Linked DNA regions of Mus musculus: regions 1 and 2 are each linked to region 3. A link is a loop called in an ENCODE intact Hi-C map of the cell type or tissue named here. Cell type or tissue: gastrocnemius. All regions are shown on one strand. Links, peaks and the distances in the headings refer to the core of each region. The heading gives the core; the rest is flanking DNA. Region 1 has its middle 18 kb from the start of Gm24826. Region 2 holds the start of Gm24826 (a small nucleolar RNA gene). Region 3 overlaps Tbc1d8 (TBC1 domain family, member 8).

What was found. A loop is a pair of places that touch in the nucleus more often than their neighbours do. Peaks named below come from ENCODE experiments on the same cell type or tissue, not always from the same donor. Only the 100,000 strongest peaks of a DNase experiment are listed, where the experiment ranks them.
Region 1: a loop joins it to region 3, with 7 times the contacts of the local background. A loop is called at or near these places in 30 of 42 quality-filtered maps.
Region 2: it touches region 3 in a loop (5-fold over the local background); 29 of 42 quality-filtered maps call a loop at or near these places.

The regions. Positions count from the first base shown.
Region 1 is chr1:39,495,778-39,506,700 of GRCm38, reverse strand. No RefSeq gene overlaps it. Among named protein-coding and RNA genes, the nearest start is that of Gm24826, 18 kb to the left of the region's middle. In gastrocnemius, for the core only: CTCF peaks have their summits at 2,224 (motif pointing right) and 8,705 (motif pointing right); DNase peaks (open chromatin) are centred at 2,237, 3,371 and 3,650.
Region 2 is chr1:39,517,903-39,528,825 of GRCm38, reverse strand. Gm24826 (a small nucleolar RNA gene) reads right to left here and starts at 9,293; the gene lies at 9,079-9,293. In gastrocnemius, for the core only: CTCF peaks have their summits at 1,186 (motif pointing left) and 6,071 (motif pointing right); DNase peaks (open chromatin) are centred at 1,190, 2,260 and 6,088.
Region 3 is chr1:39,386,267-39,397,189 of GRCm38, reverse strand. It overlaps Tbc1d8 (TBC1 domain family, member 8), which reads left to right. Exons shown (of 20, transcript NM_018775.4): 6 at 2,918-3,125; 7 at 4,936-5,133; 8 at 5,903-6,073; 9 at 7,732-7,882. Among named protein-coding and RNA genes, the nearest start is that of Rpl31, 24 kb to the right of the region's middle. In gastrocnemius, for the core only: a CTCF peak has its summit at 4,807 (motif pointing left); DNase peaks (open chromatin) are centred at 4,806, 6,128 and 6,821; H3K27ac peaks cover 2,160 bases.

The DNA.
Region 1 (10,923 bases), core at 1,560-9,559, 110 kb before region 3:
GGGACGGCTGTCAAGCAGTTAACAACCCACACAGAATGCCATTTTGCAATTTAAAAAATGCTGAAAATCTTATAATCTGCTATCAGAATAAATGTAACAATTACTAATCAAGTTGTAGATGTATAGCTCAGTGGTAGGACGCTTGCCGAGAAGGAATGAGGTCCCCTGGGTTCCATCCTCTGTCGACAGAAATTAAATTAATAAGATTTTACTTTGTTGCCACTTTTCTATTTATATATATTTTTAATTTAAAAACACTTATCCTGTGTGGGTAATGAACGGCACACATGTGGGGGTCAGAGGGCAGCTTTCAAGAAGGTTTCTTCTACTATGTGGGTCACGGGGATCAAAGCTGTCATCAGTCTTGGTGGCATCCTTACCCACTGATCCCACTTCCTAGGCTCCCCCTTCATACTTTGAAGCCAATAAAAACTTCTCAGCCCTGCAAATACGTTTGAGAATCTCTGTAAGATCCAGGATTGCTCTCAGTTCTGAGTCTGCGTCTTTCCTGGAGCCCAGGGCTCCTGAAACCTCGGCTGCTCCATTGTGATCATTTCCTCCGCCAAAGAGCCCCAGTTGAAATCAATCCAGGGATGGTATCTGATGAGCAGCTCTGATAAAGGGTCAGGTAGGAACCCGAGCCGCCTTGGGGACAGCCTACGAATCTCTAAGCAGACACACATTCTCCATTAGAGGCCCTGGAGGAGGCCAACTTCAGCAAAAAAAATCATTAAAAGATGCTGATTCTGCACTCGTCTCTGGTCTGCTGTGCTGGGTTGCTGGGGGAAGCAGGCACGTATAGTTTTCCTCTAAAACAGAACGGAGCAGTAGGCGTGGGACGGTAAGACAACCCCACGCTTAACCTTGAACTGGCCATGAAACATACCATCTAAGACTTTCAAGAGACAGGAAGGAAGGAGCGTCTGAGTGACGGCAGCTGTCTCAAGGTTGCCAAGTGGGATAGGCGTTCAGGGCTTCTTAGGGGTAAATCAGAGTGCAGGGGCCTGGGGCTGAGTGTTACATTCTCCCCAGAAGATTTAACCAATCCCCTGATGTGGGTTTGATAAGTCTGTCTGTCTCTGTCCCTCTGTGTGTTTGTGTGTATTTGTTCGTGTGTACATACATCTCTGTGTGCATGTACCTGTATACTTGTTCATTTGTATGTAGATAGGTATGTGTGTGTGTGTGTGTGTGTGTGTGTGTAGGTCAGTAGTCCAGGGCAAGCATCCTCCTCACTCTTGGCCTTATTGTTTTGAAACTTTTACTATTTTATATGTATGGGTATCTTGCCTGCACATATGTCTGTGTACCATGTATGTGCTTGGGACTGGAAGAAGTCAGAAGGAGGTACCAAAGCCCTTTGAACTGGAGTTAGAATCAGTTGTGAGCTGTCATGTGGGTGCTGGGAACTGAACCCATGTCTTCTGGAAGAGCACCCAGTGATCTTAACTGCTGAGCCATCTCCTTAGCTTTTCCCACATTGTTTTGTTTTTTGGAGACAGCATCTCTGACTACCCCCAAGGCTCATCAGTTTGGCTAGATTGTCTCTCCAGGGAACTTCAGGGGTCTCCTATCTCAGCTTCCCCAGTGCTGAGATTACAGTTGCCGGATGCCCAGTCCGGCTAGGGTGCTCCTGATCTGAACTCAGCCCCTCATGCTGGAACAAGACTTTACCATAAGCCGCCTCTCCAGCACTTGAGTTTGAGAATTTTAACACACTAGGCAGCACTGTGTGTCTAGGCATCTTCCTATGTCTAGCCCCAAGTGGGCTAGGTTTGAACATCTCCTGTAAGGAGGCCCCAGCTGCCGTGGGGAATGGCAAAGGGGTCTAGGCACACAGTGAAAGAACCAGATGGAAGACTGAGAGCATTTTGAAGCCTGATTGAGGGGCTGAAAGAGAGCCCCCATCTGGGACAGCTGCAGTTACCTTCAGCGTTCCCTGACCACCAACTACACAGATGTAAACTGATCCATCTGGAAAGACAAACAGCATTTTAAAATTCAAAATAACGTTTACTTTACAATATTTTCATATTAATGTCAACTTATTTATTTTAATTATATAACTTATTTTTAATTTTAAAATGTATTTTATTTATACATTTACTTTATCTAATTATATATAAATATAAATGTAGTTTATTTAATTAAATTAAAATTAATTTCTTGTGTGTGGATGTTTTACCTTCATGGATGGATGTCTGTGTGCCATGTGCCTGGTGCCTGCTGTAGGCCAGAAGAGGGCGTCAGATATCCTCTTAATGTGAGTCCTCTGGAAGAACAGAAAGTGCTCTTAACCACTGGCCTACCTCTTGGGCCCTTTGAATTTATTTTTCAATTGGTGTAGGATCATTGTACATATCTGGGCTGAGGAGATAATTCAGCACAGAGGGCTTCCCTAATATGCACAAAGTACCACAAAATAGTGAAAAGAAAATTGTACTACTTTCGTGGTTCTTTGGGTAAGTTCACACACACACACACACACACACACACACACGCACACACACACACACGCACAATTTAATGATCAAATAATTTCTGTGTCCCAAAGAAGCATTCAGCAGTTCCGTGTATTAGGAGTCTCTAAATTCTTCGTAGCTTGACATTCAAAGTAACATTTGTATTTTGTCATTGTTGGCTGTCCGGTAACTGGATATGTAGAGCAGGCTGACCCAAGAGACACAGAGATCTGCCTGCCTTGGTCTCCTGAGCGCTGGACATGTGTTTGCCACCACACCTGGCCTGGGTATCCTTTCTAAAGGATGCGCTAACGCTGGTAACGTGCGTTTGAAATGTGCGTTTTTCCCTCCACAGTGGTGGAGCTCAGGCTGGAAAATTGAGCTGCTCTTCTTCTGGGTGTTTATTTGTCGGATTCACAGTCGAACCACCAGGTTTGGGAGGGGGGTGGGCTATGGGCAGTTTCACATCACTAAAGATTCTTGCTATTATTAAACAGAAGAAGTGCGCGCGTGCATGTGTGTGTGTGCCTGTGTGTGTGTGTGTGTGTGTGTGTGTGTGTGTGTGTGTGTGTGTGCACCTCTCCAGAAAGGACTCTTGCAGCAATGCGGGGGAACAGCCTTGAAAAAGGCTTTTTGCTCCATTTTTCTCCAGTCCTGGTCGGCGAGCCTTTGCTAAGGTAAACCAGGAGCATCCAGAGCAAGTCCCAAGCAGTGTAGCTTACAACATCTTCCTTTTTATGCAGGACCCCTTAGGCAACAGGTCTCAGTTCCCCTCTGTCACCACAGACCTGCTGAGTGACTTTGGCGAGCCAGTAGCTACTCTGCGGATGTGGGAAGAAAATCTCTTCTGACATGTCCAGTGTGTTCCGTGCCAGACATGCAGTGTGAGGGCAGGCTTGATGGGACGGCGGATGCTCCCTTGAGTGGGCGGTAACTTCTTGCCAGGAAAGCCCCCATCTGGAAAACACCCCATGTTTCCAACCTTCCGTGAGATCTGAGTGCTCTTTCTCTCTCCTACTTCTCAGAGTATACAAGGAGCTGAGGGAACTGAGGCCCGAGTGCGGAAGTAAAGTCGCCCCACACAGGAACTGGGGCCCAGGGCTCCTTAGTTACCACACAGAATACTCCTCCTTTGTAGGTCCTTTGTCCCTTGATTGTGCACTTGCTGAGAGAAGAGCCGTCAGCACTGAAGGAAACACAGAGCTGGGCCAGAGCCAGAACTTTCAAGGTTTTCAGATGGCATCAGATGGGAAAAGCAAGAGGCTCAGGATGCGTGGGACATGGTTGCTATGTCCATGATTCTTGATGAAACCCCCGGAATGGCAGCCAGGAAGGGTAACCAGAACACAGGCCTGTCCCCAGCACCTGCATGGGTGTGCAGTCAGATGGCACAGTTATAGGACATCGAGGAAAGCAATTTTCCTGTCCCATAAATCCGGGGACAAGTAGGATTCTGGCAGGTATAGGGAGCATAAAGGGCTGAGGGTGGCACAAGCGAACATAGCTCTGAGGAACAGATATACGAAGGTGATAAAGCAAGGGCCTGGGAAGGTGTGCGCAAGACTCTGCCTCCCAGTGTGATCTGAGCACAGAACATGGATCCCAGAAAGTTGTGGGCATGGACAGAGCCGAGCAAGGTGTAGCCTCATTGCTATTTAGGGTGAGAGGTCCAAGCTCTGCCATCTAGGTCGGAGGCTCAAGTAAGCCATGATGAGAGCCACACTGTAAATGATGGTTGAGAGAGGAGAAGGTTGAGATATTGAGTAGGAGAAAAGGACTGGAAAGATGGCACAGTGCCTTAAGTCATGTACTAGCCATGCAGAGGACCTGAGTTCAGTTCCCAGCACCCACACAACTGCCTGCAACTCCAGGGCATCCCATACCTTCCTCTGGAATTCTGAGGCTCCTCAACTTACGCATACCCAGCCCTAGACACATATGCACATAATTAAAAATAAGATAAATCTTTCCAAAAGTCGGGGTAAACAAGTCAGAGGTTAACTGGGTGTCAGTGACGTGATGGAGCATGAAACGCTGAGGTGTAGAGTGAGGTGCTGCTTCTGTGAGGATCTTGGGGTCCAGGAGCAACACTGCCAACAGCCCTGCCAGAATGTCATTTATGAGATGGTCAGGACGAAAAGGCTCCCACGTGCTACTCACTGATTCCAGACAGAATTCAGAACACCTGTCCCAGGAGAATCGGAAATGTCCTTGGCTCTCAATCTAGCCTGTGTCTGGCTCGCCAGCAACATGCTAGGGAAAGTTGAACCTAGAGTATTTTGTGAGGTGGGGGAAGTTTTTGTTTTTCCCTTACATTTTGGCCTATCCTAATGTTAGGGTTTGGGGATCTATTTGGATGACAAAAAAAAAAAAAAAAAAAAAAAGACATTTAGTGACAACCATGGGATACATCTAGATGTTGTTGCTAATTACACATTATCCAGAGGGTGGGTGAAGCCTGACAGTTTGGTCTAACATGATTAAGCAGTGGTTTAAGCTTGTCAGGTGTGGTGGCTCACTCCTGTAATCCCAGCACTTACAAGGCAGATGCAGGCAACCAGGAAGGAGTTCAAGGTCGGCCATAGCTATGGAGCAAGTCTGAGCGTGGTCCCAGTGCCACAACATAAAACAAAACTCTTCATATAGTCAGCCTTCATGTATCCAGTGGGTTTGTGGGGTAACTGCTTTTCTTCTTCCTCTTTGTTAGGCCACTTTGTTATTTCTTTGTTCTTAACATACACAGGGGCCAGGACAAGCAAGATTGGAGAAAGTCAGTTCTGGATACAAGTACTCACTGGCAACAAAATGTAAGAATGGGGATGACCTGGGATAAGGCTTTTGCATGCTCTTCTGCCTGGGAGTTGCTCTGACCTTCGGGTTATCATCAGAGCAGGTGTCATGTGTGCCGTATCTGGTCCCCTGTATCCCATCTCTATCTCATCAGATACTCTTGATCTTTTCCTCTGGGAGCTAACAATATACAAATCAGACCAGAGAGACAGATAGTCCAGGCTGAAAAGATTCTAAGGTTTTCTAACCCACCCAAAGATAACTACTATATAACACTAATACCTCAAGCAAAATGAGGTATTCAACTTCCCTTTCCAGACCTTGGGGATCTTAGACAGCAAGCTCTTTCACTAAAGGGCTGTAAATGCCTGAGGAGAGATGTCTGCAAGAGATAGACATGAAGATGTGCCATATGGCTGGTCCTTTCTCCACCTCTGCAGAGATCAGTTTTGGTCATAATTAAAATTACTAATTCCCTGATGGAATTAGTAGCATCAGGACATTCCAATTTAGATGCAAATCACAGAATACCCTTGACCTCAGCCATCTTGTCTCTTTATTTAGGCAATTTTCTGTGTTTTCATTCCTTCTTTCAAAGAACATGATTGGGCTATCACATGCTGGATGACACAGAATGCCTGCTGCTAAGGGGAAAGGTCTCCTCTGGCACCTGTGAAGCTGGCAGCAGCAACAGTTGCTCTTGCTTTTGCTTTTGTATTCCATTTCCCTGCTCAGTGTTCACCCTAGAGAGGCTGGTTAGAGCGTGCTTTGCCATGTCCTGCATATCTGTACGGAAGGCAGCCGCCACTACCCAATCACAGGGTCTAGCTTAAAAAAAAAAAAAAAAAACCCTGCACGGTGACCATAACCAGTAGATGTACCAGCATGGATGGGAGAGATCCCACAAGCCCCCACCCCTAGGTGAAGAGTGATAGTCCATCACTTAATGCATGCTAAAGGTGGGAGAGCCAGTTTTCTCCAGGGATGAGCCCCTGATAAGTTACCTAGTCCTAAGGAGTCGGTTCTAAACACAGAGATACCTCGGAGCCAGACTGAATGGATACGGTAAGTAATGAAGAGGTAACGAATTGTAGAGAGAATGGGGGCAGGGGCACAGGACTGGGTGAAGTGAAGTGGAAAGAAGAAGAAGTAGGAGTGAGGTAGATACAGTGCATTCGTGAATGAGTTTTGAAAAATATTGTAAATTAAAATGAGAAAGAGAAAATAAAAAGGGAAAGAGAATTAAGAGATAGGACCCTTCAGTGGGAGACGACTTTGGGGCATCGGACATCTGAGACAGGAGTAGTAGATAGTGCTACAGTCTAGGTATTTGTCCCTCCTAAACTCAGGTTGAAAACTTGATCCTCACATTGATATGTTACTCTGGGAAGTCCAGGATTATATGAGGTCATCAGCAAAGGGTCCCTGATGGAATTAGTAGCTTTATAAAAAGATACCAAAGCTAATATGCTTATCCTGTCTTGGCATGTGATGCCCTCTGCATGTTCTGATTCAGAATGAGGTCATCATCAGATGCTGAGCAGAGCTGGGTCAGAGCTGAAACAGTGCAGGGACAGTGCAGGACAGTGCAGAACAGTGCAGGACAGTTCTGTGACAGTGTGGGACAGTACAGCACAGTGCAGTACAGTGTGGGACAGTGCAGGACAGTACGGGACAGTGAAGGAACTGTGTAGGACAGTGCAGGGACAGTGCTGTGACAGTGCAGGACAATGCAGCACAGTGCAGTGACAATGCTGGACAGTGTAGGACAGTGCAAGGACAGTGCAGCACAGTGTAGGGACAGTGCTGCAGGACAGTGCAGGGACAGTGCAGTACAGTGTGGGACAGTGCAGGACAGTACGGGAAAATGAAGGAACTCTGCAGAACAGTGCAGGGACAGTGCTGGACAGTGCAGGGACAGTGCAGCACAGTGTAGGGACAGTACAGGACAGTGCAGGGACAGTGCAGGGACAGGTCTCCTGGACTGGGCAATTTCTGGAGGTGCGAGCCCAATGAATTTATGCTCTTTACAAGTTACCTAGCTTTGGGTATTTATTCTTTTTTTACAGCTATAGAAACAGGCGAAGGCAGAATTATTCTGCCTTCAGGTTTGTAAGCTAAAGCCTTAATATCCAAAGAAACTCCCCCCTGCCCCGACCCCCGCATGGAGTCTAACTTGTGCAAGACCATCCACTGCATCATGGTCAACCTACCAGGGGTCATATTCTAGAGTATCTGATTATGTAGAGAGGGTACAGGGGACCAGATATGGCACACAAGATACCTGCTCTGATGGTAACCCAGAAGTCAGAGCAACTCCCAGGCAGAAGAGCGTGGGAAAGCCTTACTACATAGCTATGTCTGACCTTGAGCTCCTTCCTAGTTGCCTGAATCTGTCTTGTAAGTGCTGGGATTACAGGAGTGAGCCACCACACCCCGCAAGCTTAAATCACTTCTAAATCATGTTAGACCAAACTGCCAGGCATTGCCCACCCTCTGGATAATGCGTAATTACCAACAACATCTAGATGTAACCCATGTTACATGTTCTAGAATATGGACTCTGGTAGGTTGACCATGATGCAGTGATGGTCCTGTACAAGTTAGATTCCATAGGGGGTTGGGAGAGAGAGAGAGAGAGAGAGAGAGAGAGAGAGAGAGAGAGAGAGAAAGAGAGAGAGAGATTGAGAGAATGCAATGTTGGGTGGGGTGGGGAAGTAGGGTGGATTTGAGAGGAATTAGAGGGGGGTTGAGAAGCAAATATAATAAAATACATGGTATGCATGTATTCTCAAAGAATATTATATTTAAAAAAATTAGAAAGGTCATTAGGTTAAATGGAACCCTAAAAGCATGCCCTTGTAAGAAGAGGAAGAGATACCAAGGACATGTATGAGGGACGTTCATGTGAGATAGAACATATGTGACACGTGTTAGTCAAGGAAAGAGGACTCATGAGAAATGCTTCTTACCGGTCCTTGATTGTGTCCTTCCAACCTGCAGGACTGTAAGGAGTTTGATATTTGTTGACTCACGCACCCTTTCCTTTGTTTCTTTACGGTAGCTTGAATGGTGACTTAGACTTGTACCTTGAACGTATAAGAAATTATTGCAACTCAGTAATAAGGAGGCAAGGCTGGGAGATGGTTCAGGCAATGTCTACATGGACACACATATGTGCATGCACACTTGTACACATGTGCACATGCAGTCACAACACATGTACATAACACATAGACGTGTCTGCATGTGCAGACACAAGGATCAATATCTTTTTTTATGAGAATATTTCAAATATGGTGGACCTCATTTTATCTTGTCCATTAGGTTACAGAACTTGAGAAAAATCTCAGATCGCTGAAATTGTTTGTTAGGTTTTCTTTTTCTGGTCTGTCTTCCATTTCCCTGTATAATGTATTCTGATGATGTCCACCTACCCCCTCTCCCCCTTGCCAGCAGGAGGCGCTCTTCCCAGCTATTCTGCTTTCCACAAGCCAGGGGTCAAGAGAAGTGCTGACCTTTGGGGTCCCGATCCATTGCTCATTTCCCGTGGTCGTAAGCAAGGCTGCCACACCTTTCTGCACGGGTTGTACCACACGGTATTGACCTTGAGAGAACCCACATTCAGAAGCATGTAACATATGTTTGAGATGGCATGCGCTTTTCACTGTGCAGCATGGGGCACTTTCCGAGGTTTCGCGGCCTAGAATTGTGCCCCCTTAAGATTCAGGTTTCGAAAGTCCCAGTGTACCTCAGCATATGACTGATTTTAGAGAGAGAACTTTTGAAGAGGTAATTAAAGTTGTGGTGGCTTGAACAAGAAATCTCTGCCATAGGCTTACATATTTGAATACCTGGTATCCAGTTCCTTTTGGAACCATAAGATCCAAGCCCTTCCTTCTGTAAGCTGTCTTGGTTCTGGTGTTTTATCACAGCCATAGAAACATAACACATACAGAGGTACAATGGGGAAAGTATTGGTCTCAACACTGAGATAAAAGAATCTATCCTCATCTTTGTACCCCCCCCCAATGTGTCTTAAATAACTATGTATGTTCTTTAAAAAAATTACAATTAGCAAAGTAGTACTCAGTTTTGTAAGGCACATTGCTATTTCTTGTACTTTTTACATGTATGTGTGTGTATCTGTGTATGCATGTATGTGTGTGTATCTGTGTGTGCATGTATGTGTGTGTATCTGTGTATGCACGTATGGGCATGCTCACATGGGTGCCTGCAGAGGCCAGAAGAGGGCAGTGCTATTCTGGGAGCTGGAGTTATAAGTGGCTGTGAATTGTCTGATGTAGATGCTGGGAACCAAGCTCCCATCTGCAAGAGCAACAAGCGCTCTTAACCATCGAGCCATCTCTTCTAATTCCAACGTACTGGTTTTTAAACTTTTGTCTTTGAAACAAGGCCTTGCTATGCATCCAAAGCTGGCTTCAAACTTGTGATCCTCCTGCCTCAGCATACCATGCTGGTCTCACACGTATGAGCCACCATTGCTTGCTCATCATTCTTCAGACTTTTAACAAAAAGTTAGAGCATCTTGTCCTAGGGCCTGTGCCCAGAGGCAAGCTGTTTTAATTTCTTTTGTCTGTTTCCCATTTCTACTTTTCTACTTGATTTTGGCTGAGAGGCAGGGAAACAATAATCTGTTCCCAAATGTTTTGCTTTTGTTATTAATTCTTAACTTTCAGTGTTCCAGGGTATGACATTGCTGACTTTTCGTCACACAATGTGTAGCTTTGCTTTGCATTATTTCCGTGATACTAAAGATTGAACTCAGAGCCGTGTTTTGAGCATCTACCACTGAGCTACACGCAGCAATGGGGCTTAGCTTTTCTCGGCTCCTTTGCTAACTACACAGCAATGCCTCTGCTCTGTCACTAAAGGATGTCATGATGTTTAGGCAAACACTAACATTCAATGCTCAGGGTTTTTGTTTGAATTACTACTGTTCTTTGACAAGCCAGATTTGCCTGTTATAACTCCAGTTCTTTTCCTTGGAGAGCTTTGTTTCTTTTGACATTCAAATTTTCTCATCTAAAGTTTTGGCTCTGTCTGTGACATCAACATAAATCCTTTATCCAGTTCTGCTTTAAGCTATCAAGTTCCTCCAGCCTCATCACTGACAATCTGATAACCTCTCCGGTCTGGAGGACACTGTTTCCCCTCTGGCTCTGAGAGTTTTTCCAATTCCACTTACACATAGTTCCCTGAGCCCCGCGGGGAGAGGTTCGATGAAGACATCCTAATGAGGACGGAGCCCTCCAAAGTCTCTCACTGTCTGCGAACTGTTTCATTGTGGAGTCTGTGTTATTTCCCACCTATTTTCAGAAGAAGCTTTTCTGGTGAGGACCGAGGGAGGCACTGGTCTGTGAGAATAGCAGTATATCATTAGGACTCATGTGATTGCTATCTTCCTTTAGCAGAATAATGGTATTCGGTTCTCCTCTAGGATCATGACCTATCTAGTCTTAGGTTATTAGACCCATGACCTATCTAGTCTTAGGTTATTGGCTACTTTTTAAGTGTTAGATATGAGTTATAACCATGGAGTAGGCCTTAAATCTAATCCTATAGTGGTTGGTTACGCTTATAATATTCATGCCACTATTGCACAGGAGCATCTTGCAGGCTAGTTTCTGTTGTAGGTTGCCAGGTTAAT
Region 2 (10,923 bases), core at 1,099-9,098, 130 kb before region 3:
CGACTGGCCTGGAACTCTATGTAGACCAGGCTATCTTCCAGTCCACAGAGACCCACCTGCCTCTGCCCCTCTGCCCCTCTGCCCCTCTGCCCCTTTGCCCCTCTGCCTCTACGAACTGCTGGGATACCACACCCAGTCGAGAGCCAGATGAAAGACTAAATGCTCAAGTATATCTTTTCCTCTAAAGACAACCTTCACATTACTTCTTCTTTTCATGGTGCTCTTTAACTTGGTTCACATTCAGACAAAGTTCAATCAACATTAGAATAACAACAATTCCCAACCCACTTTGTGCCTGAATGGCTGATTTCAAGTCCCCATTCACAGATCAGATCGAACTTTGTTAAAGCTGGATTTTTTTTAAATTTGACTAATTGTTCTTTTTTCAAAATCCCTACTTCTTTGTGGTGAATTCTCCATTTACAGCCACAGCGTCTTTCTGACTTCCTTTAACTCCTCGCCTCTATTCTGTGGGCTTTCCTTGGTCTTTTGATGCTCGTTAGTTTGTTTTATGAGTGGGTACATGCATGCATAATTAATGTATGCCAGGAGGCAGAGGACACCCTGCAGGGCTCACTTCACTCCTTCTACTACGTGGGCCCAGGGTTTGAACTCAGGTCCTTGGGTTTTGGCTGCAAGCACCTTTACTAGATGAGCCATTGGAGGTTTTTGTAATAATTCTCTAGAATCCTTATCGGGCAGGTGGGCACTCCGTTTTTTCCTTATCTTACAAGAAAGTAATTGAAATTGTTGTGTCTCTTATGTGTGTGTGTACATTTATTGTGTCCCTACCTTGAGATTTGTGTGTCTGGTGGGCTGAGATTTCTACCATCCTTTGCGGATGGCTTTCTTTTGAAGATGTGACTTTGGGTATCAGCTTGTTACACAATGTTGGTGTTATATAACCGGAGTGATTATTATAGTATCATCTCCCTGTAGCTTTGTGATTAGTGACATTGCAAACTGCAATGAATCTGGGAAAGCCCACTGCCTTTGTGACCAATGCAACTGTCAGGATAGACTAGCTAGCTGTCCAGGCAGCTATGGCATAAACAGGAAAGTGTACCAGGGTAATCCTCAGAGACTATTTTTTACAATACAAACTGCCCCTACTCGGTCGGGTAAGAGCTTCCTAGTCCCAAGCAGCGTGGGACTAAGAAGCTGTGTCAGGAGCCACAGCGCCCCCTTGTGGGTGACCTCATACCTACCGCTGAAAGCAGTGTGTGCTCAGACAAGGTACAACATGCTCCTTGACTAGCAGCCAGAATCATAGTGTTCCTATATATTGCTTTGGTGGCTTTGGTGGGAGAAGTAAGACGTTAGCATCCCCACAGCTTAGACCTCCTTTGGCTGTGCACTGTCAGGGCAGCCGAGGTGCTTGTGCATTCATTATGATGGGTGGGAGCTGTATGGGTGGTCGCCATCAGTCCTGGTACAGTGTGAGACACATTCAGCTTGTCTGCACCCTGATCTCAGAGGACAACCTCCCTGGTCTTCCAGTTCTTCAGGGTGACACCTTCCATGTCCCTCCATGGTTGCAACAACTGTAGCCTGCAGTGCAGAACACCAGTGAGTTTATCAGAATAACTTTGCTGGACAAGTTGGGTTCTCAGGACAGCTGTAGAGTTTGCTGGGACTCATGCTCCCTTAGGGAAAGACACCTTGGCACCTTAGCACTGGCTGTGGATGGGGAGAGCTTCTCTCTCTCTCTCTCTCTCTCTCTCTCTCTCTCTTTCTCGATCTAACAAGCTCCTAGTCTTTCCCTGATTTCTGGGGTCCTCCCACAGCCACTGGGCTTAAAATGTAATAATACACTTGCTCTCTGGGTGGTGTCTTGTGAGAGCGGGTGTAGCCAAGATTCACCTTGAACGTCTCTCCTCTTACCTCTAGCTCCTAAGTGCAGGGATCACGGCAGGCTACATTACACCAAGTTTAGGCAGTGCTGAGGATTGAACCCAGGGCTTAGTGTATCTAGGGAAGCACTCTAGCAACTGAGTTACCACCCTAGCCCTGTTCCTTTTCTGTTTTCCAGAGGGCTCAGCACCTGCAGCCATCTTGAAAGTCTCCTATGTCACACTGAAACAGTATCTCCTTAAAGGTCGGAGGTAGAAAACAGATGAGTTGCAAGTGCTGGAGGTAGAGCGATAGGCCTGACCAACCCTAAAGGCTTCACATAAGGGGACATCCTAGTGACAGAGCAAGGCTGTGCCCTGTGGCTTCGGGGCTGTGTCCACACATGTGATAAGTTCCCAGGCAACTATGCATACACTGTGACTTGGCCGGTTTCCTAGTTGTGACTGTATGCTGCGCTTCTAGAAGGCATTAGTTAACCACTGAGGAAAAGCAGGTGAAAATAGCCCTCACATTATCCCCTAACTTTCATGGAAATTTGGGATTATTTGAAAATAAACATTAAAACAGTCTGGGGCTGGAGAGATGGCTCAGTGGTTAAGAGCACTGACTGCTCTTCTAGAGGTCCTGAGTTCACTTCCCAGCAACCACATGGTAGCTCACAACCATCTGTAATGGGATCTGATGCCCTCTTCTAGTGTTTCTGAAGAGAGTGACAGTATACTCAAATACATTAAATAAATAAATAAATGTTTTTAAAAAACCTGGAAACATTACTCCTCCTTCTAGAGCAATGCTAACTAGAAACAGTAAAATAAACACATATATTAGTATTATATGAATATTTGGGTATGTTTGTTGTCGAGGAAGACAATCAAAATAAAGCGGCCCTGCCGTGGGCCACTTGAATCCAGGCTGCAGGCCATTGTTAGTCAGGTCTGGCACATCCACAGCTGAACTTATGAACTGGGCCAAACCACAGTTTCCTGAAACATTGTTTCCCAACCTCTGCCGACCTTCTGAATTACAGGGCTCTTCCCCAAACCACCCGGAGACTGTGCACACCCGGCCCTTACTTACCACTGGCTTTACTGTTGCCACACGGGTCATTATTTCTATAGTAGGTGAATTAGGTAATTAGCAACCCTACCCCATGCAGTTTAAACCTGTAAATACAGTTCCCATTGTATAAAACCACAGATCTCTCTCCTCTCTCTCCTCTCTCTCCTCTCTCTCTCTCTCCCTCAATCTCTCGCTCTCTCTCTGTCTGTTTTTTGCCTACATGCCAGCCTGTGCACCGCGTGTCTGGTCCCTGCAGAGGCCAGAAGGGAGTGTGGATCCCCCCTGGAACTGGAGTTACAGATGTCAGATAAATGTTAAACCACTAAGTGGGCGCTGGGAATCAACCTCAGATTCTTAGCAAGTAGCCAGGGTTCTTAACCTCGGAACCACCTTTCCGGTGCTGAGATGTGCATACTTGTGCTTGCGCAGTTAGAGATCAAAATCCAAGAGAGATAGCAGACAGGGATACTTCTGCGTGTGCTTGGCTTCTTTTCCCAAGAAAAGTTTGTAGTTGTAGCGGGAAGAGAGAACACTTTGAAGGTGCGTTGAGAAAGGACTTTCCCCTAAGGGCTCCAGCCCCATGCAGGGCAAGGGCATCTTCTTCAGTGTGAACTTCATTTTCCTGAAAAAGTTGCATCTGTGTTGAAGATTCTACAGACTGACTCGAACCTCATGGCTATGGGACTATTAATTGTAGGTAGTCAAAATTATCTCAGGCTGCTAGGCAGTGGTGGCGCGCACCTTTAATCCCAGCACTTGGGAGGCAGAGACAGGTGGATTTCTGAGTTCAAGGCCAGTCTGGTCTTCAGAGTAAGTTCCACGACAGCCAGAGCTATACAGAGAAACCCTGCCTCAAAAAACAAAAAATGAAAAAAAAAATTATCTCAGGCTATCTTTTGTTCCTAAAATAGCTGTTTATCATCCCCTGGTGTGTCTGACCTAACAAACTCCTCACTTTCACAGGACACATTTGCAGTGTCTTGCTAAGCTCGTGTGTCCCTAGGAACCAAAGACGTGGCAATACCAGTTAACACCTGAAACTTAGCTCCAGGGTTTCTCCACTCTGTCTTAAGCTGCCTATCTGAAATGCACACCAAAGTGTTTTCTTTTGATTTGGTTTTGAAGTTTTGGAGATTGAATCCAGGGCGATGAGCATGCTAGGTGGTGTTCTACCATTGAGCCTCACATGAAGTAATGCATTGTTCAATGTGCTGCTTGTGTCTGCCTTCTGTTCAGGGCAGTCTGAACCCATATTCTTAAATTATGAACCCTCAAATTTGGTTCAAAATAGACTACTTTTTCTTTTTTGAGACAGGGTCTCATTTTGTGGCCCAGGGTAGCCTCTTACTTGCTAACACTATTCTATGTTCCACCATACCCAGCTTTAAATGATCTCTTATTTGATTTGGAGCAAGAGTTATGTTTGTTTGTTTGCTTGTTTGTTTTGGGTTTTTCAAGACAGGGTTTCTCTGTGTAGCCCAGACTGCCCTAGAACTCACTCTGTAGACCAGGCTGGCCTCGAACTCAGAAATCTGCCTGCCTCTGCTCCCCAGTGCTGGGATTAAAGGTGTGCGCCACCACTGCCTGGCTGACTTGAGTTTGTTTTAATACCAACATTTATGGCTGTTTTCTTGGTAAAACTGTCCTGACTGGCGGTGAGATGGAGTCTCATTGTTGCTTGTATTTCTCTGGTAGCTAAAGATATTGAACATTTCTCTGTGTTTCATGTAATGGCCATCTGTGTTCTTTTAGAAATCATTTTATTTTTTCATGTAGTGATTGATTGGGCTATTTGTTCTTGGGATGTTTAATTTTTTTTTCATTCGCTGCATATTCTGGCTACTAATCCCCCACTTGAGCCCTTCTGTGGGGTGACTCCTCCCTCTGCTCCTGCTCCCTTTGGTGGGCGGAGCCTTTTCTTTCCCTAAGATCCATTAGCAGCTGATGCTGTTGTTTCTCCAGGTGTCAGAATGCCGGACAGAAGATTGTCTCTCAGGAGACGTTTTTTCATCCCCTGGCCTTCGATGGATTTGAATCTGTCTTTATACAGGGGTAAATTAGGGATTTAGTCTCATTCTTGCTCTGATGGACATCGCGCCCCTCCCTGCCCCCGAATCATTTCTTCACGTGTTCTGAGCACTGTTGCTGCGAATCTGATGACCACAGCTCTCTGTTTCTAGATCCCCCACTCTATTCATGGATCTGCATGATCAATACATTCCAAGACTGCTTCTGTGATCAATACATTCTCAAGATTGCTTCCGTCCAAACCCATCACCCAATAAGGCCTGTTTTGCATCCACTCCCCCACCCCCAGCCTGCTAATCACAGAAACTTAAAGTTTTACAGAAGAAAAACTCAATAAGATCTATGCCAATCCTTAGGAGGGAACTAAGGTTTACTGGTTTTTTGTTTGTTTGTTTCGTTTTGGTTTTTCGAGACAGGGTTTCTCTGTGTAGTCCTGGCTGTCCTGGAACTCACGCTGTAGACCAGGCTGGCCTCGAACTCAGAAATCTGCCTGCCTCTGCCTCCCGTGTGCTGGGATTAAAGGCGTGCGCCACCACGCCCGGCTGGTTTACTGGGTTTTTGTTTTGATTTGATTTATTTATTATTATATGTAAGTACACTCTAGCTGTCTTCAGACACACCAGAAGAGGGCATCAGATCTCATTACAGATGGTTGTGAGCCACCATGTGGTTGCTGGAATTTGAACTCGGGACTTTGGAAGAGCAGTTGGTGCTCTTAACCGCTGAGCCATCTCTCCAACCCAGGTTTACTGGGTTTTTAACAAAGTTATATCACATCAGAGCCAGGCAGTGATGGCATATACCTTTAATTACAGCACTTGGAGGGCAGAGGCAGAGGCAGAGGCAGAGGCAGAGGCAGAGGCAGAGGCAGAGGCAGAGGCAGAGGCAGAGGCAGAGGCAGAGGCAGAGGCAGAGGCAGAGGCAGAGGCAGAGAATCTCTGAGGATAACCCGGTCTTTATAGCAAGTTCCAGGACAGCCAGGGCTACACATAGAAACCCTGTCTCAACAAACAAGGAATCACCTGAGTTGCTCTTTGGAGAAAACACCCTAAGATTATTATATCATAGTGGAGGGGGCCCAGGTAGGTTAGGGTTGGTGTTTCCAAGGTCTGTGCATGTTCTTACCACTAGATGGCAGTCGAAATTGGTCCAATGTCACCAACCTATTCTTAAATTGGGCAAAATCATCAACTTCCATTGATAGCTGTATGGCCACTACCAACACACAGAGCCGACCCCACACCCTCTCCCAGCACCCACACCGTCCCCTGCAGGCTGAGAACACAAATCCAGGACGTAGGAAAAGCTTTTGAATAAAATTCAGTCCCTCCTGACCCGATTCCTTAAACCTTTAGGAATACAAAATATAACCATGACAATGTTAAGTGTCTCAGGTGAGAATCAGGAATGGACAATGCATGTGCTCTCATGGGCATGTCCCCTCAGGCTTCTCTTCCTTCCTAACTCCCTTCCTTCTAAGAACCATCTTTCCCAGGATGTACCTCACATAAAATTCTACTTTTTTATTTGACAATTATCCCCAAATTGAAGTCAAAAGTGAACATCTTTTTAGGGTTAAACCTTCCTGGGATATTTCATCTGGGCTGAGAATTTATCAGGCAGAGACAAAGTATTAAATTGCTTTATCTTAACCAAATAGGGAACTTCGTCCCTTGCTCCATTGCCACCAGAAAGAAGAAATCCTTTTACAGATATTACTTACTATAACAACTATTAAAGATGAATTTAAGTAGGCTGTAATCCCAGCTACTAGAAATGCCGAGTCAGGAGTATGAGTTTGAGTTTGAATTATATTTGTATGTGACAGGAAAATCCTATCTCTGGGGTCAGTTTCTCCTCTTCTGCTCTCTTGGGCTGTAGCCTGAGGTGGAAGCCTTGTTTTCTGAGTAATATTGTCAGATGGGTGGGGGAAGTTTGGTGAGGTCAACATGCAAGGATCAGAGCTTCCTCCTGGAGCTGAAGGCTCCTTCTTGACTCTCTGTGTTGTTTTTCCATCTGCCTTGAATAGGACAAGCCTTCTCTGGAATGAGGGGTTTGTGACCTACTGTCACACAAGGTGGATCAGGGTGGCGTTTATTTGTGGCTGGTGTCTCAGTTAGGGTTCCTATTGCTGTGATGAAAGACCATGATCAAAGCAACTTGAGGAGGTAAGGGTTTATTTGACTTACACTTCCACATCACTGCTCATCACTGAAGGAAGTTCGGACAGGAGCTCAAATATGCAGGAACCTGGAGACAGGAGCTGATGCAGATGCCAAGGAGGGGTGCTGCTTACTGGCTTGCTCAGCCTGCTTTGTTATAGAACCAAGGGTGACCAGCCTAGGGGTGGCCCCACCCACAATGGGCTTGGCCCTCCCCCTTCAATCACTAATTAAGAAAATGCTCTGCAGGCTTGTGAACAGCCCCATCTTACAAGGCATTCTCTCAGTTGATTCTCTGCCACGCACTCTGGTCGAGTCAGCTTGACAGGCCGAGAGGCCTGGAAGCCACTCACGAGGCAGAGAGTTTCACGAAAACTCACCTCCTGGAGTCTGGCGTTCTCTCTAACCCATACATTAATATTCCATTCCCACGTTAGTCTGGCGTATGGATCCACGTGCTCTCTTTTAGTATTATCCTATTATAAGTGCCTTTTAAGATTGAATTCTGACATAGCTAAAGCCTTCCACCAGTGTTCCAACAGTCCTAGAAAGTCCTTGAGCAGACTATGGGCTTGGAATTCAGTAAGAATGTTGCTATTCAGTGATATTCAGAATTGCCTCTGGTATTACACTATCACTTTGAATAAAAACTAAGTCACTGCCCTACACAGGAATTTACCATCATCTAGGAAGAAGGAAGTTTGAGACCTAAAGAGGAACCAGAATAGATACTTAGAACTATAGCTGAGTTACACCCATACACACGTATTTACAATGGCCTAAGGGAAAGGTGGACTATACAATAGACTAAAATAGGAACTATGGCAAGGGCACGAAGCCCTTGACCCTGGCTTCTAAGATTAAGTGAATCTTAGGTGGAGCTCTTGTTGATCCCAGTTGTTAACAATGAATTCTATCCCAGGTGGTTCCTGTTAGACCTTCTGTGTTTGCATTCCTCTGTTTTATGTAAGAATCCAGTAACCTCTTTGTACCTTATGGGTATGTCACCCAACTTCCTTATTTTCTTCTGTATAAAAAGTTTGATGCTCGATTTGACATTACATTCAGATTCTACACAACCTCTCCTGTGTGCATCTGTCTGTCATTCCATCCAACGCTTTGCCCACCTGCGACTAGAGACCTGTTCCACGCAGACAAAGGGATCCAGAGGGTCTGTGGCAATTCTCCCTCCTCTCAGATGACTCTAGCTTGTGTCCAGTTGATGTAAACAAGCCAGCACAACGGGCTAGTGAGCTCCTACACAGAGAGGTGAGGCAGGGTGGTGTTTCTGGGTTCTATAACTACCTTCGTTTTTGTCTCTCTCTGTAGCCCAGGCTGGTGTCAAACTTGGAATCCTCTAGCCTCTGCCTTTGAGAAGTACTGGGATTGCAGGTGTGCATGGTCTTGCCCACATTTATGATGGCCTCTGGTGAAGAGGATTCTAGTTTCTATGGCTTGTGGTAAGTGGGGAGCAAGGGAGGACAGGACAGATCTCGCTTCTGAATCCACTCTGGCCTCTCTCAAAAATGCTCAGCACATTAAAGCCACATACTCCAGGACCATCCTTTCCTGAACAACACACCTAGAATGAAGAGCTGTCTGTGAAGTTTCTGTGAGAAAGGAGAAGCACCTGGGAGGACTTCTCCCCATCTCTCCAGGCAGAGCGTCTCCTCTGTAGAAGGCAAGTGCCTCCCACAGATCAGAACTCCGGTGTGTTCCCTCCCCTCCTCATCTCTTCTCTTAGGAGATGAAGCACGTGATACCCCCACCCCCACCCCCACCTCCATCATCACCTTTGAAGTTTTCTCCTACATGAGCTGGATCACCACTTATATAATGATCACATAGCAAAAATAAGTTTTTCTGTAAGTCTTTGAGGCTGTTAAATACCTTGCACCCGAGTTCTTCAGAACAGCCCAGCGGTTGAAAGGCAGAGTTCCAAGGGACACTTTCCAGCGGGCAGCACTTTTTTTTTCCCACTCAGACTGCGTTCCTTCCCTCTCACCCTCCTGAAGGAGAGAAGAACGATCATCAATGGCAAGAGGCAGCTGCAATCATGCAGCACCTAGAGCCGGCTTCACGCTCAGGAGGGGACGCTACGTCTCGTCCTCGTGGTTTCAGGTGCTCTACACAGTCAGAGAAACTTCTCTAGTAACGAACTATAGAAATGATCCCTGAAAGTATAGTCTTGTGGGCAGCACTTTTAGGAACGGGAGGTACATTCGAGAAGAAGGGGCCAACAGCAAGCATTCAAGTTACCAGGAGTGTGTCATGAAGGAGACTGTGGGACCCTCGTTTCCTCGTATTCTCGTTCTTTCTTCCCAGCCATGGAGGAGGGATGGTAGTGTTCAGTGACACACTTCCTCCAATAAGGTCACACCTCCTAAAAGCGCCTCTTCTCATGGGCCAAGCGTATTCAAACCACCACAATGAGTATTTTACCTGTGTGTATGTCCATGTGCATGCACGGCCTATGGGAACCAGAAAAGGGTGTTTGGATCCCCTGCAACTGGAGTTACAGATGGTTGTGAGCTGCCATGTACGTATTGGGAATAAAACCCAGCCAGTTCTCTTAACAACTGCCAGCCATCTATATCTCCAACTCCCTCTTCTTGATTATCATAGCTTTTTGTTACGATGATAGAAAGCTAACTACTATAGGCAGTCACCAACATGAAGCCAGTTCTAGTGCCATGATCTTGAGTCTTCAGAACTAGGGACAAGCACACTCCCCTTCTAATAATGTACCCAGCCTCTCTCTGTCTCTCTCTTTGTATGTGTGCTTGTGTTTGTCTGTATCTGTGTACATGTCTGTCTGTATGATTAACAGGTTGGAGCAACCTCCACTCTGTAAAAGACTGAAGGTTCTGGGCTGACAAGATAGCTCAGCAGGTAAGGGCACGGACTGCTCTTCTGAAGGTCCTGGGTTCAAATCCCAGCAACCACATGGTGGCTCACAACCATCCATAATGAGATCTAACGCCCTCTTCTGGTGCATCTGAAGTCAGCTACTGTGTACTTATGTATAATAATAAATAAATCTTTGGGCTGGAGTGAGCAGGAACTGAGTGAGCAGAGTTGACCAGAGTGAAAAAAAAAATTCAGTTGTCAACAACCACATGAAGGCTCACAACCATCTGTACAGCCACAGTATGCTCACATACATAAAATTAATAAATAAATTTTAAAAAAGAATGTTATATATATAAAAAAAAAAGACAGAAAGTTCCCAGGAGCCTATGGACGAACAGTAGGGTTTGTATGACAGGAACAGAGACACCAGACAATGGAAAGAATGACTGATGAATATCAAAGTACTTCCGTTTTTGTTGTTGTTGTTTTGTTTTGTTTTTGTTGTTGTTATTGTTTTTTTGGTTTTTCGAGACAGCTCTTTTGTTTTTCTTGTTTGGTTGTTTTTTCATATTCTGATAATTTTTTTGGCCTTTTCTTTATCTCATTTTATTATACTACTATTCCTTGATCGCTATTTGTTTCCTAAGGAAAGACAGAAAGGGTGTGGCTCCAGACAAGGATGGGGTAGGGGGACTGGCAGGAATGGGGGAGGGGAAACCATAATCAGAATATATTGTATGAAAAACATCTATTTTCAATTAAAGAAAAAAATCAGTTTTTCAGAAAACTGGAGATTCCAGTTTACCTAAGTCAGCCTAATATGGAAGTCCTTTGCTTTACCCACCCCCTTAAAAAAAAAAAAAAAAAAAGCTGGGCAGTGGTGGCTCACACCTTTAATCCCAGCACTTGGGAGGCAGAGGCAGGCGGATCTCTGAGTTCGAGGCCAGCCTGGTCTACAGAGTGAGTT
Region 3 (10,923 bases), core at 1,145-9,144:
AAGGCAGGAACATGGCAGCATCCAGGCAGGCATAGTGCAGGAGGAGCTGAGAGTTCTACATCTTCATCTGAAGGCTGCTAGCAGAAGACTGACTTTCAGGCAGCTAGGATGAAGGTCTTAAAGCTCACACCAACAGTGACATGCCTACTCCAACAAGGCCACCCCTCATAATAGTGCCACTCCCTGGGCCAAGCATATACAAACCACCACAGTGTTCAAACCACCACTGCTTGTTTCTGTAATTGGCATGTCAGGGTGGGACGTTGGACTTAGCTTTTTGGTCCACAGGTGCCCAAGCTCTGGCCTTGGCAATTCTGGTTATGTTCTGGGTGAATACACATTTGAGAGGGAACTCTTCCATGTGGACAGGAACACCGAGAAAAAGCACCATCTGCCCTTGGAGCCCTGTTTCTGAGTTGCTAATCCTTGCATTTTCCAGACACATAGCCATGCCCTGTTGAGGTAAGCCGGCAGCATAAGACCCACTTTGGCCTTTCTGAACTGGATGGAACAAGGCATGACCAGTCAGATGTCCTATTTTGGATATGGCTAGAGATCTTGAGTGCAGAGGTGAGGAAGGCTGGCCTAGCCGTCACTCAGCCTGTCACTCAGTTTGAGCTTGTGGCCGCAGCTGATACACAGCTGCATCCTGTGTGGCCTGAGTAAGCAGATGGGGTGAGAGTTGGCCTGTCAGCCCAGATGCAGCTCTACTGTAAAGCGTTCCAGAGGGTTGCTGAGAGAAGAGAGAGGGAGAAATCTGCTTTTGGCACATTTGTCTGATCTAGGAGGGACATCTAGTCTGGACTAAATAAATTCTGGATTTGTGGGGAGAGTAATACATTCTTTCCCTCTAAGTTTTTAGGATTGCTTACGTTTCTAAGTCCCTGACATCTTAGGAATGGAAGCTAAGTTTAATAAAGACATGCCTGGAGTCTAGAGCTAGAACCTTCTGGTTTGAGTCTGCTGCTACTGGGTCAATGCCACCCTCACAATGTGCTTCTTCAGAGGCTGCTAGCCTGAGCTGGCTGGTGTATCCCAAGTGTTAGCTCTGCTGTGTGCTGGCCTTTCTGTAGAAGGAAGGATTGGGAGGCCCCATGGTGGCCCTGCTGTTAAGGTCTAGATTCTAGCTCTCCTTACCCTCACAGCTGGCATGCACAGGAGTCTCAGGCTAACAGGGCCCCTCCTTCACTGATGCCAGCCAGGAACCAGAGAGAGCTTAAATGTCAGGCGGTGCTTGTGGTACAGCACCTCCCCACTCCTCTAAAGAAAGAAGGGCCCCTTACTCAGCCATGTTGGCCCTCACTGTCCTCAAAGCCCCCACCACATTGCTGTCTGTCTGTCTGTGCGACTATGGCATTAAGGCTTCTTTACTAAATCTCCCCCCCCCCCCAAAAGACAGTCCTTCTTAGTGTCACTCCAGTCACTTGAGTTTGGGGTTTACCCCTAACCTTTTGTCTGAGAAGGAAGTGACCAAACCCTGCCTGAGAGGATGGGCTGGTGATGACCCCCATATGGGGCTGGCTTCTTACTACACAGGACCCTGTTGATGTTTTAGCTGTGCTGGGATGATGTAAGGGATTTGTCAGCTACTGTGTGGCCAGAATCAGGCTGAGGTCTCTGTGTCTGGCCCCATACTTAGCATATTGAAGCTTCATCCAAATCGCCATGTGTATCAAGACCTTCCCTCCTGTTTTGTGGCTGAGTACTTTCTATCCAATTAAAGAGACATGCCACGTTGTAGTTAGCTGTTCATCAGTTGATGGATATTTGGGCCACTTTTTGTTATTGTTAGCGTTAATGTTAGTATGTGAGTTGTCAGCAGGCCTACGTGTCTCTTGTTTGTGGATTCCCAGGAGTAGAATTTCTGGGAAAATGGTGAGTCTCCCTTAAGCAGTGAGACTGGTTTCCTACACAAAGCATGTCACTTCACATGCCTACCAAAAGCGTGTGAAGGCTACGATTCCCCACATCCTGGGCAACACTCAGTGTCTTAGGGATTTACTGTTGGGAACAGACACCATGACTCTTATATAGGAAAACATTTCATCGGGACTCCAGAAGTTTAGACCATTATCATCACAGCAGGAAGCATGGCGGCGTGCAGGCAGACATGGTGCAGGAGAGGGAGCTGAGAGTTCTACATCTTGATCCTCAGGGAGCAGCAGGAAACTGTGTCCACACTGACTGTAGCCTGAGCTTCTGAGACCTCAAAGCCCACCCTCACAGTGACACACTTGCTCCAGCAAGGTCACACCTATTCCAACAAGGCCACATATCCTAATAAGAGTGCCACTCCCTATGGGCCAAGTATTCAAACACGTGAGTCTATGGGGCCATTCCTATTCAAACCACTTAAAGTAACCTGACACTTATTATTCAGACACTTAAAGTAACCTGACTTTTTTTATATTTACATTTTTATGCCATTTTTGTGGTCAAACCAAACCAGCCAGGCATGCTTATTTCTTTAAAGATGTATGTGTATGGGCGCTTTGCCTGCATGCGTATGTCTGTGCACCACATATGGGCCTTGTGCTTGTGGGGGCCATAAGAGGGCATTGGATCTTCCCTGGAACTAGAATTATAGACAAGTGTGAGACTCTGGGGGGGGGGGGTACTAGGAATGGAACCTGGGTGCTCTGGAAGAGCAGCCTGCGCTTTTGACCTCAGGGCCCTCTGGCCAGCCCCCAGGGATGTGCATCCTGATTCATGGCTCATGGGTTATCTCTGTGCAGACCTAAGAAGCTCTGCTTGCTTTAGGGGTTGGCTGTGAACTTGGAGCCCAGGGATGACTCAGTCTCTGGGAAATACAGCCAGTCTGCACACCCTTGCTGTCCAGCTGGGCCAGTGGACGTCGAGGTATTTTTTTTCTCTGTGAGCTTGTATGTTCATTCCCTCTGTCCCCATTGCTCCCCAGGGACCTGGAGGCCAGAGCACAGAACGAGTTCTTCCGGGCTTTCTTCAGGCTGCCGAGGGAGGAGAAGCTGCACGCTGTGGCAGACTGTTCCCTCTGGACGCCCTTCAGTCGCTGCCACACAGCCGGACGGATATTCTCCTCTGACAGCTACATCTGCTTTGCCAGCAGAGAGGATGGCTGCTGTAATGTTGTGCTTCCCCTGAGAGAGGTAGACTTAACACCTTTCACCCATGCTTGCCTGCTTTGTGCTCCTGAAGCACCCTTTGCAATTTGTACCCAAGTGTTTGAGTCTGTTTTATGTTGCTCAAACACAAAACACTCAAGGCCAGATAAACTTATAAAGAAAAGAGGGTTAGCTCATTAAAAAAAAAATGATGCTATGTTTTGTTTGGGCTTAGATCTGATCGAGGCCTTATCCAAAAAATGGTGATGTAGTAGCTGGAGATATCACATGGTAAAACAGAGAGCAAAGGCCTATCCTGTTGCTGTTCCAAGTGACCTACTTTCTGACAACTGACTGAGGTCTCCTGAGAACTGTATTAGTCCTTTCTGGGGGAAATGTTCCCAGAGGCCCAACCACAGCAACCCCACCTCTAATTACCCCACCTCCTCTTATCACAGCTTCACAGGGACCATGCTCCTCACCAGTGAGCCTCTGGGGTCCCGTGGAAATCATATCCAAACCGCAGCCTCTGCTGCTGCCGCTGCCCTGTCAGGGCGGAGGAAGGGTGGCCACATACCAGGACTTTATTCTAAAGATGGCCCCCTGGTTCTCTGAGGAGCAGAACCTGAGTTGCTCATTCCTGGGGTGGCTGTGGCTCTTCTGGTGTTGCTTTAACAGCCCAGAGTTTGCCTACAAGGGCTGGGTAAAGAGAGCATTCCAACCTCCTCCTCACTGGTGAAGCCGCTCTTCAAGAGTGTGCCGGGAATGAGAGCTCTCCCCTTTCACCCACCCCCACCCCCACCTGAGAGAGAAGCAATCTATAAAAAGTGCCACCTGCAGAAACCAAATGGCCACTTCCTCGGCTTACTAGAACTTCAGCTTAAAAATGTAAAGTTAAGTATCTTACTGTAAAATATCATAATTCAGGGCTGGAGAGATGGCTTAGAGATTAAGAACACTGACTGCTCTTCCAGAGGTCCTGAGTTCAATTCCCAGCAACCACATGGTGGCTCACAACCATCTGTAATGGGATCTGATGCCCTCTTCTGGTGTGTCTGAAGACAGCTACAGTGCTGGAGTCTGGCTGCTTAATTATTTAGAAGGTTCACCTCCCCCCCCCCTCGTGATCTCTGATCTCCATGTTGTTATTATGCAATTAACATGCTCTTTTTATAAACAGTCAACTAAGAAAGCCATGTCAGGTGTGGTCCCAGCTCTTGGGGGGCAGGAGCAGGCAGATTTCTATGAGTTCAAGGCCAGCCTGGTCCACACAGTGAGTTCCAGACCATCCAGAGCTACATAGCTAAACCCTGTCTTCAAAAAGAAAAATAAGAGCTCTCCAGAACACACATCACGTAATTCATCCCCTTAGCCACTGCTAGGTGTGCATTTCAGTGGCACCAAGCATGTTCACTCTGTTACATAACCATCCCCACTATCATCTCCGGGATGTCCATCTTCCCAACTTGAGACTCTGTCCCACTTAGAGACTAAAGCCCTCAGTGCAGTCATTCAGCACTCCTACTTGTTTGTGCTCCCAGCTGCTGAGCCACCTTTCCAGCCCTGGTATTTATCTTTTTTATGAGTGACTTATTCCAGGTAGCCCAGCTGTCCCAGGCTTCATCTATGATGTAGTTTCTTTTTGGGGGGCAGATTGCTACTTTGTGATCTGTTTGCCAAGCCACTCAACCTGTGCACAGAGCCTTGGGCTGCTGCCCCCTTGTGGCACTGACAGGTAACACTGCCCAGCCCACTTTCCTGCCTTTGCATGGAGTTCTTCCTGGATATGTCTGAGGGCATGATCACACACCTGCCAGGCTCCTGTCTTGTACTTTGTGTGTCATCTCTGTTCCAGGTAGTGAGCATTGAGAAGATGGAAGACACGAGCCTGCTGCCCAACCCCATCATCGTGAGCATCCGCAGCAAGATGGCCTTCCAGTTCATTGAGCTCAAGGACAGAGAGAACTTGGTGGAGGGCCTGCTGCTGAGACTGAAGCAGGTCCACGCCAACCACCCTGTGCACTATGAGACCTCGCCAAGTGATGATGACATGGTAGGAGCCTTTACAGGGACAGCATTCTGTGACTCTTCTTGTGACCTCCGGGAGGGCCATAGTCTCCAAAGGGAGTGCTTGGAAAGACAGGCCATGTGTGTGTGTGTGTGTGTGTGTGTGTGTGTGTATAGGGGGAGACGGCTGGGCCGTGCATTAGTGTGATGTCACATCTGAAGGCTCTGGTGTTCTGAGTTGGGGGATGCCTGGATCAGAAGGGTCCATGGGGTTACCTGCACCTTGGAGAGTTGACGCTCCACATACTGCCTGGGTTGGAGAAGTTGATATGACACCCCTCCCCCTCCAGTTAGAGGAGCAGTGGGACACCCCTCCCCGTGGGGACACTTGTCATATTCTTGAAGCGCAGGTATCCCCTTTTCAAGGTTGCTGGGGCTGATGCTCAGGGAGGCTATAATCTGTTAAGAGGGAGAGTTTCGCATCCTAAGACTAGAGAGATACAAGAATGTACTTGGGTTTGCTGGTCCATCATTAGCCGTGATTTCCATTAGGAAACATCTTTTCATCTTTAAATTTCCGTGCGTGTGTTATGAGCATATATGTATAAATGTATGTGGACATATGGTGGAGATAGGAATCATCCTGATCATTGAGGCAGGCTCTCTCAGTCAGACTCAGAGTGTGCTACACGGCTACTGTCCCTAGCCAGCTTGCCCTGGGATCCCGTCTCTGTCACAGGTACCTGACAGTAACAGCGGGCTCTAGGTTTAACTGACACGCGGTGCTCTCTGTGCCTCCTCTCTTGGACTTGTAGGCTTCACCTGTGTTTTACTCAGCAAGCATCTGCACTGACAAGTTTGGGGATCTTGAGATGGTGGCTTCTCAAAGTAGCGAAGAGAGAGAGGAGAAGCGCCCCCTGCCACACCCCGAGCCCCTGACTGCCGTCTTCCAGCAGTCTGGCAGCCAGAGCCCCGACTCCCGCCTGGTGAGTGAGATGCCTGTGAGCAGCAGCTCTGGGGAGTAGCGTGTGTGCGCTCTGGGTGGCCATCGCTTCTTTTGTCCTAGGCACCAAGTGAAGGGCAGTGGGGAGCTGGCTCCTCGAGTGCGGAGTGCGGCGTGCAGCCTGCCCAGAGGATGGTGCTGCCCCTATAGGTTTCCGGGTGTGCAACGAGTCTGTTACTAGCCAGGCCTTCTGTGTATGCCTTTCACACGGGTTTTTCTTTGCTCCTCACTGAACCTGAAGTTTGCATTTTGGTCAGACTGGCAGAATCCTGGGATCCACCTGTCTCTACCTGCTCCCTATCCCTGAACCCCAACACTGAAATTACTGCATTTTCACCTGGGTTCTGGAGATTCAAACTCAAGTATTCATGTTTGTACCGCAAGCCCTCCTTACCCACAGACCCATTTCCCCAGGCCCTGTTGCTTAATTAATTATTAAGCTTTTTAAAAAGGATTTTATTTATTTATTATTATAAGTAAGTACACTGTAGCTGTCTTCAGATGCTGTCTTTAGACACATAAGAAGAGGGCATCAGATCTCATTACAGGTGGTTGTGAGCCACCATGTGGTTGCTGGGAATTAAACTCAGAACCTTCGGAAGAGCAGTCAGTGCTCTTACCTGCTGAGCCATCTTGCCAGCCCCTGTTGCTTAATTTATAATAGGGAGGTAGGAGTCATGTATAGTTGGTGAATAGACTAGAACGGGACCCTCGCTGGCAGGCAGGCAGGCAGGCAGGCAGCCAGCCAGCCAGCCAGCCACAGGCCCAGGTGGTAGCTCCAAGAACAACTAGCTACTTCCTAGCTACCAGCCTTTTAAATCTAAACCGAGTCTTCTTAATTGCTGTACACACTATGTTCAGCCATTCCTTGTCCGAATGACCAAAATGTAGGTTTATGAATATGTTACTCACATTATTGGACAGTAATGATTACAAATAGTAGCTAATATTTTATAAAAGGCCTGATACTCCTGACATATGAACAGTTTTAAAGGACTTTTAGAAAAATAAATGTCCCCCTCATTTCTGATAATGAGAATGCGCTTTGCAGAGGTGGCTCAGTGGTTCAAAGCACTTGTGTCTTTTGCAGAGACCCAACCAGGTGGTTCATAACTTCCCCTAACTACAGTCCCAGGGAATCTACACCCCTTCTGACTCCTGCAAACACATTTATATAAAAGACATTTTCTTTTTAAAAAAAATTGAAAATATTTTTTTCCAGGTTTCAGTTTTCCCCCCTTCTGTCAGGAAGCTCAGGGCATGCTGGGTGCCTGTTACAGTCTGCAGACATTGGAGTCGAGTGGTGTTTTAGTAGTTGGCTTTGTGTCAGTGCCCCAAAGAGGCATTGCCCAAATTCCCCATTGCATCTGTGTCTCCCATTCAGTCTGAGCTGCCTCTGTACTTGGTGACATGTTCCTGTTATGAACTGTGCACTGTGTTCACACAGACGCCTCTGCAGGGCTCCTTGGGGCTCTGTGTTATTTGTCCTGGATTCTTTATGCCTGGCAGCGGCTCATACGTGTTGTGTGTGTGAACACTGTTATCACTGCTCTTCCTGTTGGTCCCTGATAAACTGAGACATTCTTTATACTGTTACTGATTATGGCTTCTTGTCACCTTAACAAACACCTCCATTTCCAGTCCCGGGAACAGATAAAAATCAGTCTGTGGAACGACCACTTTGTAGAGTACGGCAGGACCGTGTGCATGTTCCGCACTGAAAAGATCCGGAAGCTGGTGGCCATGGGGATCCCCGAGTCGTTACGTGGAAGGCTGTGGCTGCTTTTCTCAGGTAGGTTTTGGTGTGTTCAAACTTTTTGTAGTCTTTGGAATAGATTCTGGAATGGCCTTCCTGTGAGCAGCATGTCAGGATTGTTTCTGTAAACCACCATCATGGAGTTGGGAGCCCCTGGTTAGCTGCGGTCCCCCTCAGGAAGTATGAGGTCCAGAGCAGTGACCTTCTCCTTATCAGTGGCTTCATGAATTAGATGTGGTGGCGTGTGCCTGTACTCTCAGTGCTGGAGATGCTGGGATAGGTAGGATTGAAAGTTCCTAGCCAAGCTGGGGTATGTAACAGGACCAGTCTTACCCCTTCATTCACAAATGATAAACAAAACTGTAAGCCTGCTCCTGGTGCTGAGACGTTCACCTGTGATCCCAGCATTTGGGAAGTAGAGACAGGAGGATCAGAAGTTAAAGGCTAGCCTCAGATATATGAGTTCAAGGCAGCCTGGGCTACAGGGGCTGGAGAGATGGCTCAGTGGTTAAGAGCACTGACTGCTTGTCCAAGGGATCCTGAGTTCAATTCCCAGCAACCACATGGTGGCTCACAACCACCTGTAATGAGATCTGATGCCCTCTTCTGGTGTGTCTGAAGACAGCTACAGCATATTCATACACACACACACACACACACACACACACACACACACATAAAAATCTTTAAAAAAAAAATGAAACCACCTGGACATAAAGTGTCTTTATTGGATTTGAGCCCAGATAGGGACAACACAGAAAAACTGTATTTGCTGACCGGTGCTGTGTAGTGTTGAACTGAATTTCTCAGTGCAGTTTCTGTTGTCCCTTCCTCCACTGGAAATGTGGTACCCAGTGAGGTGAGATTGTAGATGCTGTCTGATTACTTTTCAAATACCACTTGGGTCCTCAGAGGAGGCCTGATGAGGCCTCAGTCGGATGGTAGTCCTCTCTCTATGGCTGCTGGGTACATGACCACACCTCCCCTGACCTGGCCACACCTCTTCTGACATGGCCACACTCCTAATCTTTCCTTACCAGTTCACCAACTAGGCACTCAAATACATGAGCCTATAGGGGCCATTCTCATTTGAACCACTACACTCAGACTAGACCCTTCCCCAGACTTTCCTCATAGCCATCCTTGCTAGTGACCGCACTATCTCTCCCATTATCTATCCCCCTATATTCTCCTTTCTCCCTCTTGCATCAATTTGGTTCTGCCTGTCTCCTGTCCAAGATTCCCGCCCATTCATCTTAATGCACTGCAGTAACTGTACAGCCGCTGCCTAGGCCAGCCTTGGCCATGTTCCTTCAAGCTCCTCCTACTAATGTCTGGCCCATCACTGGGCAGGCACCCTCCCTCTTGCTTCCCAGGGTATAATAGTAACTTATTCACCTGCTCTAATTGTCTCTCCATGGTTTCCTGCCTCAATCTGCTAACCTAGGCCCAGCCCTGAAAGCTTCTAGCCTCCGTACAATTTTATCTAGGCCTAGAAGGTTTTCAGCCTCTGAGACTTGCTGCTGAATAAGCTCACCCTTTCTAGCTCTTTCTAAACTCTGGCTGGCTGGTCTACTCAGCTGCTCTGGCTCACACTCCTCTCCACACGGATTCAGTCTGGTTTCTCTTGGCTTCTCTTGAATTGCTCTGCTTGGCCTCATACTAACTTTGGCAACCTGTTTAATCTGCTGGCTCCTCCTCATTCCCTGGCTCGCTCTGTCTATACTTGTGTCTGGCTTGGTCTCTCTTCATCCTGCCTCTGTACCACTGTCCTGATGGAACTGCCGCCTCCTCCTCCTGCTCTCTCTCTTAAGTAGCCTCTCTTTTCTCTCTTCTCCTGAGAGTTGGGCAGATCCTGTTCTGTCAAATCTCTCTCTGTCTCATCACTTTGTCTCTCACTTTTAAACATGGCTGCTTCCTTTCATAAACTAACTTTACATTCACTGTTTGGGATTAAAAGTGTGTACCCAAGGGATCAAAGGTCTGGACCTAAGCTTTTCTGTACCTGAAACTTGCTCTATTTCAGGCTGGCCTTGAATTTAGAGATGTGCTTGCCTCTGACAGCTGGGATTAAAGCGGTGTCTGTATTCCAGGCAGATCACGCAGACCTAGAAAGGTCTTTGCATGTGATCTCTTGTCAGAGCAGCCATGTTCTGAATTAAAATTTCTCTGTACCGGTGTCTTCAGCAGCTACCTGTCACACACACACACCATGGTGGGCCCCCTTAAAAAATCTTCTTGGGTAGAGCTGTTTTGTTTCACATGGTATACAGGGATGGATAGGGCCATCAGCTCATGAGGGACTGTCTGCTGGTGCTAGTGTTTGCTCTGCTGGCAGGAGGGTAACCATAGTGTTCAAGCAGCTGTCAGCCACCAGCACATACAGGTGAGAAGCGTCTTGTGACGTGATTGTCCCTCTGCTGTGGGATCACAGTTGCTCGATGCAGAGGGGAGTTGAGGCACAGGGCTGTTTTTACTGTACCTATTTAGGACTTAAAACCTTGCCTAACCTTTGTGAGAATGCTATCTAATTCTGTTCTCTCTCCCCTTGGGAGCTCACCGTGTGTGTTCTGGGGCAGGTCCTCACACCCACCAGCCATTTGTCTCTCAGCACCTGCCTGGTTGAAGCCTGGGCCTTGGCTTTGGGATGGTGGCTAGCGTGCTCTGGGTTGTCCCTGCTGGCTGCTGTGGGCTGCTTGCCAGTGCTTTGCTAGCCTTAATCTGGGTTGTGCTTTCTTGTGCTCTTTGCACCAGAGATACATGACAATTTATTGTTGAATTAACACAGGGCAATTGTACATGGGCTTGTGTATATCTGGGCAGTGCAGATATACACATTAAGCATATTAATAACTCGACTGCTTCAGGTATATATTTGGGATTGAATCCAGGGCCTTTCTCATGCTCCATATGAAGTGCTTTGTTATAGAGCTGCACTTTGCCTGGTTTGTGGAATGGACCATTTGCCTTTCTGGATGGCATTATTCTTAGAAGAGCTACTTTCTTTCTTCTTCCTATTTTTGGGCCAGTCTGCCGGGGAGCGTGGAAGCCTCAGAATGTTTTATTGCAGTTATTGC